Regions from separate parts of the Homo sapiens genome. Here region 1 is linked to region 2. The links are chromatin contacts, found by Hi-C or POLR2A ChIA-PET in ENCODE. All regions are on one chromosome and are shown on one strand. The core of a region is the stretch at or near the end of the contact, and the rest is flanking DNA. Distances in the headings are between cores, read along the strand shown. Region 1 overlaps CHD2 (chromodomain helicase DNA binding protein 2). Region 2 has its middle 52 kb from the start of CHASERR.

Region 1 (4,691 bases), core at 189-2,688, 130 kb after region 2:
TTAAGGAGGAAAGCAGTATTGTCTGCTGAAAGGCTGAATTAGTTAATGCACTTGGGAAATAATTGTTAAATAGATAACATCAGACCTTTTCACTGTTGGTATAAGATAATCAATATAAGTAAAATGAAATATACAAGGTACACAAGCACTGAAAAGTATGTTATACTCAAATATCTGATAACCGAAGCATCAATTTTACATCTTATTCACGTATTATTAAAGAACTATGGAATGTGTTTATTGAAAAGATTTTTATGGGAGAGATGATATGCACATTTCATAAAACTTAAAATTATCCAATGGTATTCAGCGATACTTAGAATAACATCTATATTCATTAATTTGGAGGACTCCACTCAGTCTGGCCCCTTGACAATAGTCTGATTCCTCTCATCCACTTTCTCCATTACTCATTATGCTTCAGCCATTCTGGCTATCTTTCTGTCCCTTAAACATGCCAAGCCATTACTATTCCTTCTTGACTAGAATTATATTTCTTCTTGTCTTCACATGGCCAACCACCTTAATGTTTCAGCTCATCTTAAACGACCACCTCCTTTCAGAAATCTTTTGCAGATTGCCTAACCTAAAGTAGCCCTTTAGACATCTTATCCCTAACCTGTTTTAGTGTCTATATAGCATCTCTTTTTACATTTATGTTCTCATTCATCTCATGTCATTAAATTATGTATGAAAATCGCAGGGATTTTGTTTGCTTGATTCATTGCTGGTTCCCATTGTCTAGAATAGCACCTGGTGCACAGTAAACAATTCAGTTAATAGTTGTTCAGTTGATAGATATATGCTCTACAATCTTTTTTTTTTTAATTCAGGATTAAATTTTATTTTTTACTTTTATTTTTATTTTTAAATTTTAAATTTAAATTTGTTTAGTAACTTTATAGTTTGCAACCATCATCATTGTCCAGTTTTGGAACATTTTCCTCATCCCAAAAAGTTCCCCCTTGCTTGTTTGCAGTTAACCTCTGCTTCCACATATAGCCTTAGGCAACCAGTAATCAGCTTTTGTCTCTAGAGATTTACCTTTTCTAGAAGTTTTATATAAGTGGAATCCTAATATGTAGGCTTTTGTTTCCGGCTTCCTTCACTTAGCATATTTTTTTTGAGATTCATTCATGTCAGAGTCTGTCAGTAGGTGTTCTCTTTCATTGGGTAATATTTCATTGCATCCAGTTACCGGTTGATGGACATTTGGATTGCTTTGTTTTGGGGTTATTATATCTTTGTGTGGACATATGTTTTTCTTTCTCTTGCTTAGAGACTTAGGAATAGAATTGCTGGATTGTTTGGAAAGTTTATGTTTAACATTTTAGAAACTACCACGCTGTTTTCTAAAGTGACTACCATTGTGCAGTCCTACCAAAAATGTTTGAAGGTTCTAGTTTCCCTGCGTCATCACCAGGACTTGGTGCATTGTCAGTCTTTTTGATTCTAGCCGTTCTGGCGAATGTGTGTCATTGTGGTTTTGACTTGCATTTCCCTAATGACTAATGATGTTGAACGTCTTTTCATGTGTTCATTAGCCATTTGTATGTCTTTGGTGAAATTTCTATTCAAATGTTTTGGCATTTTAACTCAGGCGTCGTGTTCCGTCATTGGAACTCTAAGCATGTGGGAATTATTTATATCCTACTGCTCAAGGTCATTGCCAAGGTCTGATTGCAAAAAATTCAAAAAATTGCAACCTCTATCATAAATGGGTTAAAAAAATTGGATTGTTTGTCTTATTATGAGTTGAAGAGGTTTTTTATTTCTTTTAAAAAAATTCTAAAGACAAGTGCTTTATCAGTACAGTCCCCAACTTTCTATAGTTTGATGTAAAATGTTTTGACTTTTCAGTGGTATGAAAGCAATACACTTTCAGTAGAAAGTATACTTTGAATGAACACAACCATTCTGTTTTTCATTTTCAGTGTAATATTCGATAAATTACATGAGATATTCAACTCTTTATTATAAAGTTGGCTTTGCGTTAGGTGATTTTGCTCAATATCCTCATGATAAGCGTTCTGAGCACATTCAGGGTAGGCTACGGTGTGATGTTCTGTAGGTTAAGTGCATTAAATGCATTTTTGATTTAACAATGTTTTAAACTTACGATGGGTTTCTCAGGACATAACCCTGTTGTAAGTTGAGGAGCATCTGTATATAATTTGAACATATTTTATCCCAATCTGTGGCTTCTTTTCACTTTTTGAATGTTGTCTTTCAAAGAGAAAAAGTTATTGATTTTGATGAAGTTTAATTTATGGATTTCTTTGTATGGATTGTGCTTTAGATATCATATCTGACACAGATTTGCCTAACCTATGGACACGAAGACTTGCTTCTTTATTTCCTTCTAGAAGTTCTAGCTTTTGTATTAAGTCAGAGTTACATTTTGTTTATAGTGTGAAGTGTGAGTGCCTTAGTTCATGTTTTTGTAGTAGAATTTGGGAAATTGTTCTAGTATCACTTGTTGAAAAGAATATCTGTTCTTCATTGAATTGCCTTGACACTGTTGTTGAAACTCAGTTGACACCATAAATGTCATGCTTTGTTTCTGGACTGTCAGTTCTGTTTTATTAATACATATTTCTGTCCTTCTGCCAATGTCACACTGTCTTGATTAATGTAGCTTTCGACTGTTTTTTTATTTTTTATTTTTTTTGAGATGGAGCCTTGCTCTGTCACCCAGGCTGGAAGGGAAGTGGCGCAATCTCAGCTCACTGCAACGTCTGCCTCCCGGGCTCAAGTGATTCTCCTGCCTCAGCCTCCCAAGTAGCTGGGATTACAGGCACGCACCACCATGCTCAACTAATTTTTTGTATTTTAGTAGAAATGGGGTTTTGCCATGTTGGCCAGGCTGGTCTCGAACTCCTGACCTCAAGTGATCCACCGTCCTTGGCCTCCCAAAGTACTGGTATTATAGGCGTGAGCCACTGCACCCGGCCTAGACTGCTTTTTAAAAATGGAGAAGTACAAGTTCCATTTTCTTCTTTTTCAAAATTGTTTTGGTTATTCTAGAATTCTTGATACTTCCATGTACATTTTAGGATCAGGTTGTTAATTTCTGCAAGAAAAATATGGAATTTTGATAGAAATTGTGTTGAATCATATATCAGTTAAAGCAAAATTATTAATATTGAGTCTTCTAATCCATAATCATGGAAAGTTTTTCTCCATTTATTTAGATCTTCTATAATTTTTCTCAGTGTTTAGTGGTTTTTAGTTTAGAAATCTTATACATTCAAAATATTCTTTTAATTCTGACTATATTTGGAGTGGAATTTTTAAAAATATAACCTATTATAGAACTACAATTGGGTTTTGTATATTGATCTTACATCCTGCAAACTTGATAAACTTACTGTTTTCTACTGTGTGTGTATGTGTGTGTATATTGTTCTGTATTTCTTAGTATTTTTCTATAGACAGGATTATGTTTTCTGTACCTAAAGATTTCTTTTCCAAAATGGATGCTTTTTATTTCTTCTTCTTGCCTTATTGTATTGGCAGGAACCTCCATCTTAAATAGAAATGGTGGGAGCAGGATGTTGGCTATAGATGTTTTTTGTAGATAACCTTTATTGGGTTGAGGAGGTTTTCTTTTCTTCCTAGTTTGTGAGGTTTTAATAAAGAATGGATATTAGGTTTTGTCAAATGCTTATTTTCTGTGTCTGTTGAGATGACCATGTGGTTTTGTCCTTTAACAATATAGTATATTACATTAATTGCTTTTTAGACATTAGGCCAACTTTTTTTTTCCTAGCATAAATCTGACTTGTTAACAGTGTTTGATACTTTCTATGCATTGCTAGATTCAGTTGGCTAATATTTTGTTAAAGATTTTTGCATCTGTTTGGTGTTTTTTTTTTTTTTTTTTTTTTTTTTTAAGACAGAGTTTCCGTCTGTTGCCCAGGCTAGAGTACAATGGCACCATCTCGGCTCACTGCAACCTCCACCTCCCAGGTTCAAGCATTTCTCATGCCTCAGCCTTCCAGGTAGCTGGGATTACAAGCATGCACCACCATGCCCGGCTAATTTTTGTATTTTTCGTAGAGACAGTGGGGTTTTGCCATGTCAGCCAGGTTGGTCTCGAACTCCTGGCCGTAAGTGATCTGCATCTGCCTGTCTCCGCCGCCTAAAGTGCTGGGATTACAGGCGTGAGCCACTGTGCCTGGCCGCATTTGTGTTTTTTATTTTAATTAGGATTTTAGTCTATAGCTTTTTGTTTTGTTTTGATGTTTACGTTGCTTTGGTTTTGGGATCATAAAATGAATTGGAGAGCGTTTCCCTTCTGTTTTCTGAAGGAGTTTGTGTAAGTTTAGTGTTATTTCTTCTTTAAATATTTACTAGAATTCACCAGTGTAGCCATGTCAACCTTCACTTTGTGGGAAAATTTTTAATGACTAACCTGGTTTCCAGTTACAGGTTCACTTAAGTTTTCTATTCTTCTTGACTTAGTTTTGTTAATTTGTGTCTTTCTAAGAGTTAGTCTGTTTCATCTAACTTGTCCTAATTTGTTGGCATAAAGTTATAGTACTCTCTTAGCCTTTTAATTTTAGTTTTCTTTTTTAAGAGACATGGTCTTTCTCTGTCACCCACGCTGAGTGCAGTGGTACGATCATAGTTCACTGTAACCTCGAACTCCTGGGCTCAAGGGATCCTCCCACTTCTGTCTCTTGAGT
Region 2 (4,645 bases), core at 2,124-4,623:
CAAGACCAGCTTGGGCAACATAGCGATATCCTGTCTCTAAAAAATGAAATAAAATAAAATAATAAAAATTAAAGGAATTACATTTTGTTTTACTTGTCTAAATTGGCCCTTTCCAAATCTGGAGAACTACTAGAGCAGTGGTTGGGGATGGTGTTAATTTGGGAAAGCCTCAGTTGATTCTGACAAACCCTGCCCTTAAGAACCACCAGTTTGTTTTCCTTTAGGTCCACTTAAAAACAACTGAAGAAGGCCAGGCGTGGTGGCTCACACTTGTAATCCCAGAACTTTGGGAGACCAAGGCAGGCAGATCACCTGAGGTCAGGAGTTGGAGACCAGCCTGGCCAACATGGTGAAACCCCGTCTCTACGAAAAATACAAACATTAGCCGGGCGTGGTGGTGCATGCCTGTAATCCCAGCTACGCAAGAGGTAGAGGTGGGAGAATCACGTGAACCTGGGAGGCGGAGGTTGCAGTGAGCTGAGATGGCAACACTGCACTCCAGCCTGGGTGACAGAGTGGGACTCCGTCTTTTTTTTTTTTTTTTTTTTTTTTTTTGAGACGGAGTCTCACTCTGTTGCCAGGCTGGAGTGCAGTGGCGCGGTCTCGGCTCATTGCAACCTCCGCCTCCTGGGTTCAAGCGATTCTCCTGCCTCAGCCCCCCAAGTAGCTGGGATTACAGGCACGTGCCACCACACCCGGCTAATTTTTGTATTTTTTTTTTAGTAGAGATGGGGTTTCACCATGTTAGCCAGGCTGGTCTTGAACTCCTGTCCTCGTGATCTGCCCGCCTTGGCCTCCCGAAGTGCTGGGATTACAGGCGTTAGCCACCGCACCTGGCCGGGACTCTGTCTTAAAAAACAAACAAACAAAAAAACTGAAGTGTATACAACAAGGATTCTCTTGAGGGGAAGCCTGCATCCGATAATTTTACATTTATTAAACTGGTGGTGAAAGAGTTCTATGCAGTTGAAAGGAACAATCAGCTATGTAAATTGCCCTTACTCTGGACTTGAGAAAAGCAGAAGGAACACATCGCCCACTAGGAAGGACTTAAAGTTAGTCTTGAGAGCCTTGTCTTGATGAAAAGACTAAGTGGGGCCAAGGGAAAGCTGGCTGTATTGATGAGAAATGGAAATAAGGCACCTTTCTTTTTTTTTCTTTTTTTTTTTTTTTGAGATGGAGTCTCACTCTGTCACCCAGGCTGGAGTGCAGTGTGCAGTGGTAGTCCGTGATCTCGGCTCACTGCAACCTCTGCCTCCCGGGTTCAAGTGATTCTCCTGCCTCAGCCTCCCTAGTAGCTGGGACTACAGGCGCACGCCGCCACACTCAGCTAATTAAGGCACGTTTCTCAGAGGCTAGAAGCTGCCTAGAAGTTTTTTCACTCTGTTGGAAGAACCAAACCGTATGGCACATAGTAGGATTGTGTCCATCCTGCATGTCTCAAGTCACAATCCTCCAGATATTCAACCAAAGTGCTTGATTCTGTTGGCACAAGGACCATGAAATCTTCAGTAGCTAAGGAGACTCTTTGACAAATAGATTTATTGCATATGATGTAAAAGGGTCTCATTCAGAGAACTACACATTTACTACACATTTACTAGCTGTTAGATGTGAGAAATTGAAGCTTTGAGAATTGTCATTTTGTAAGCACGCTGTAATAATTGTGTTCTCTACAAAAATGGAGAAATACTTAATCTTTGCAGGTTTTTATTAGCTTCGAAAAAGGGAATACAAATATTTTGATACCTGACTTTATTTTAAAGATACTGGCAAGCAAGGAAAGATACTCAGTTTGCTAAATTATAGCATAGATTTGAAAGACGGAAATTTTTTTTTGTTATTTTGATTCTTTCTGATTCAGAACCTGCGTGAGTTTCCATTCCTGGGATAGAGAGCCCTGCCAAAGCCAACTCAGTCTCCTGTTATTGCAGAAATTTAAAGGTTACTTGAGCTGATTGATACCAATTAAAATAAAAGCATCTACTGCCATTTTATTAAACGCCCTATTTAATCTCCACATCCCAAGTTCATTCTCTCTCTCTTTTAAGGCTATACATGGGCCTCAACATTCTCTCTTCTTCAGTATCAGCTGTCCTCATCCCTATTCAAAGTCAGAATGACTTGGAATCTATTCAGGGCTGCTACTTAATTGGATGAAGAAAGTACTCTGTTGCATGCTAACCTCCCAGATTTGAATTAGAACCAAGGTCCTGAATCTACACAAGACCTTTTTCCCTTTCCTTTCTGCATTTATTTCTTTTTTTTCTACATCTTTCTTTTTGAATTTTTTTTTTTTTTTTTTTCTGAGATAGAGTCTTGCTCTGTCGCCAGGCTGGAGTGCAGTGGTGTGATCTTGGCTCACTGCAGTCTCCAACTCTGGTTCAAGCAATTCTCCTGCCTCAGCCTCCGGGTAGCTGGGACTACAGGCATACACCACCATGCCCAGCTAATTTTTGTATTTTTAGTAGAGATGGGGTTTCACCATAGTGGCCAGGATGGTCTCCATCTCTTGACCTCGTGACCTGACCCCCTCGGCCTCCCAAAGTGCTGAGATTACAGGCATGAGCCACCGCGCCCGGCCTCTTTTTGAATTTTTTTAAAAAAACACCTAAAGTTTAGGAAAGTATAAGAGGCCAAAGAAACAAGAGTTCAAAGAAACAAGAGTGTTATACACGCACACTTGCAGAAAGGTAGTAAAATATCTGTATAGTTCTGGCTGTCAAGCTTTTGGACTGAGATATGCGTAAGCAAGGCAAAAAGATCCCATAGTCCAGGAATATCAACCAGTCCAGTTTCCCAAGGAAACTAAAAGTAACTGAAAATGAGAAGGGTGCCATATAGGAAAATTGAAGGTGGGGCATAATTATTAATACACTGCTTTGGAAATGCTGGTATGGAAGATTCATATATGGACTTCAAAGCATACATGTCTTATACTTAGCTATGGGAAAATTATCATCAAAATCTTCATTTATACAAATCACGGGTATTAGAAATAAAATCAGGTATTGTGTACAGTCAGATCCCAGGTTTACACAAACTAGAGGTTTCAATTAAGTTTCCTTCATTTTATAAAACCATGACACAAGCTGTAAATAAAGGAGCTCTGGCTTTAGGCCTTCTTCTGTTTATAGACAGTAAATTTTAATCCTCTGTCCCTGCAGACCAACTCAAAGCAGTAACCTTGGCTACCGTTGCCGCAGAAGAAACACACCCTGCAGATTTCCAGTTCTATATTCAGTCTTAGAAAATTGGTCATGTTGAAAGGGAAAAAACAATTTTACTTTGCCTCAGTTATTGACACCAAGAAGCACTCCTCAGCCTGTTCAGAGGGGAAACAATGAGTCATTCATGCTGTCAGCCCAGGTGGTGCATGAATTCCAGACAGAGGCCGCTGAATTAACCCGTGGAGGCGTCTCTCTGAGCAGAGCCCGCAATGCGCCTGCTTGGGGCTCCCTGCAGCCTCTGGGGGAGGCAGGGCGGCCCAGAGCAGGCCTGTGCTGGAAAGGAACGCGAAGCCCTGTAACCAAGCCTGTACCTCTGCAGTGCTAGTCCCAAGGGGCCTCCGAGCTGTTTGTCACCATGTGATTGGCTCAGGAGAGGGGTGGAGAAATGAAAACACTCTGCCCAGGATATATTTAGTTGAAGTGCAGCTGGGGAAGTGCTTAAACAAGGGAGCTTTTGTCCTTATGTTGAAGTGTTTTTCTTAACTCCTCAAGGGTGAAAAACTTGAGCCACGTACTGATCCCATTCCCCCCCACCACCCCCAATATATTTTCTCTTCTTTAGGAAATGCTCTTATTCTGAAACTTTAGAATTTTCTAGGGTTTGTTGCATAAGAGGAAACTGAATAATTCTGATGCAGAACTGACACAAAATTTAAAGCACAAACTTTTAGTGGGAGACACAGTTAAGAAATTCAAATAATTTCTTAACACATTAGAAGTTTGCATTCTTGCCATTAATTTTCTGTAAGTTCAAACTGGAAATTGGCTATTTTCAAACGGCTTTACTTGAACTAATTTATGGAGTTAAAAACATAATTAAGTGTTATAAGCTGACAGAGCCCTGTTTCACTCGAGCTGATTCACGGTTTCCAGTAATGAAAGATATCCTTCTGCGCTGCTGAGCACAGCTTCTTTGCAACAGATGACTGATGAGCCGTGTAACGGCTCCTGTTCACATCCTCCTCAAAAAATGGCTGAAAACTGCCACCTTGCTGCAAGGCTTTATGTAAATACTGTATATTAGGGCACATTATCTATTATTAAGAAGTAATGTGGCTGGGCACTGTGGCTCATGCCTGTAATCCCAGCACTTTGGGAGGCCGAAGCAGGCAGATCACCTGAGGTCAGTTCAAGACCAGCCTGGCCAATGTGGTGAAACACCTCTCTATGAAAAATACAAAAATCAGCCAGGCGTGGTGGCGCATACCTGGAGTCCCAGCTACTCAGGAGGCTGAGGCATGAGAATCGCTTGAACCCAGAGGGGAGGTTGCAGTAAGCTGAGGTTGCACCACTGAACTCCAGCCTGGATGACAAAAAAAAAAAAAAAAAAAAAATAGCAACACAGGAAATATTTTCCATGAAAATTCCATTTGCAGTTATGAAGCAGGGGCAAAAACTTCTGGACAAGAAGCCCG

The links. A loop is a pair of places that touch in the nucleus more often than their neighbours do. ChIA-PET counts read pairs that join two places held with the same protein, here RNA polymerase II (POLR2A). Pooled maps may share reads with other maps.
Region 1: a pooled map shows a loop between it and region 2 (4-fold over the local background). The contact joins two enhancer-like sites. A Hi-C loop is called at or near these places in 5 of 50 pooled maps. POLR2A ChIA-PET finds 5 or more read pairs at or near these places in 2 of 52 experiments (HepG2 and MCF 10A).

Annotation. Positions count from the first base shown.
Region 1 is chr15:92,956,838-92,961,528 of GRCh38, forward strand. All of the region lies in intron 16 of CHD2 (chromodomain helicase DNA binding protein 2), which reads left to right. Among named protein-coding and RNA genes, the nearest start is that of MIR3175, 55 kb to the left of the region's middle. Within about 2 kb of position 1,439, at least 3 of the 41 ENCODE cell types and tissues checked have a DNase peak (open chromatin) inside an H3K27ac peak, as active enhancers do.
Region 2 is chr15:92,828,443-92,833,087 of GRCh38, forward strand. No RefSeq gene overlaps it. Among named protein-coding and RNA genes, the nearest start is that of CHASERR, 52 kb to the right of the region's middle. RefSeq lists enhancers at 3,247-3,296, 3,677-3,876, 4,633-4,645. Within about 2 kb of position 3,374, at least 41 of the 41 ENCODE cell types and tissues checked have a DNase peak (open chromatin) inside an H3K27ac peak, as active enhancers do.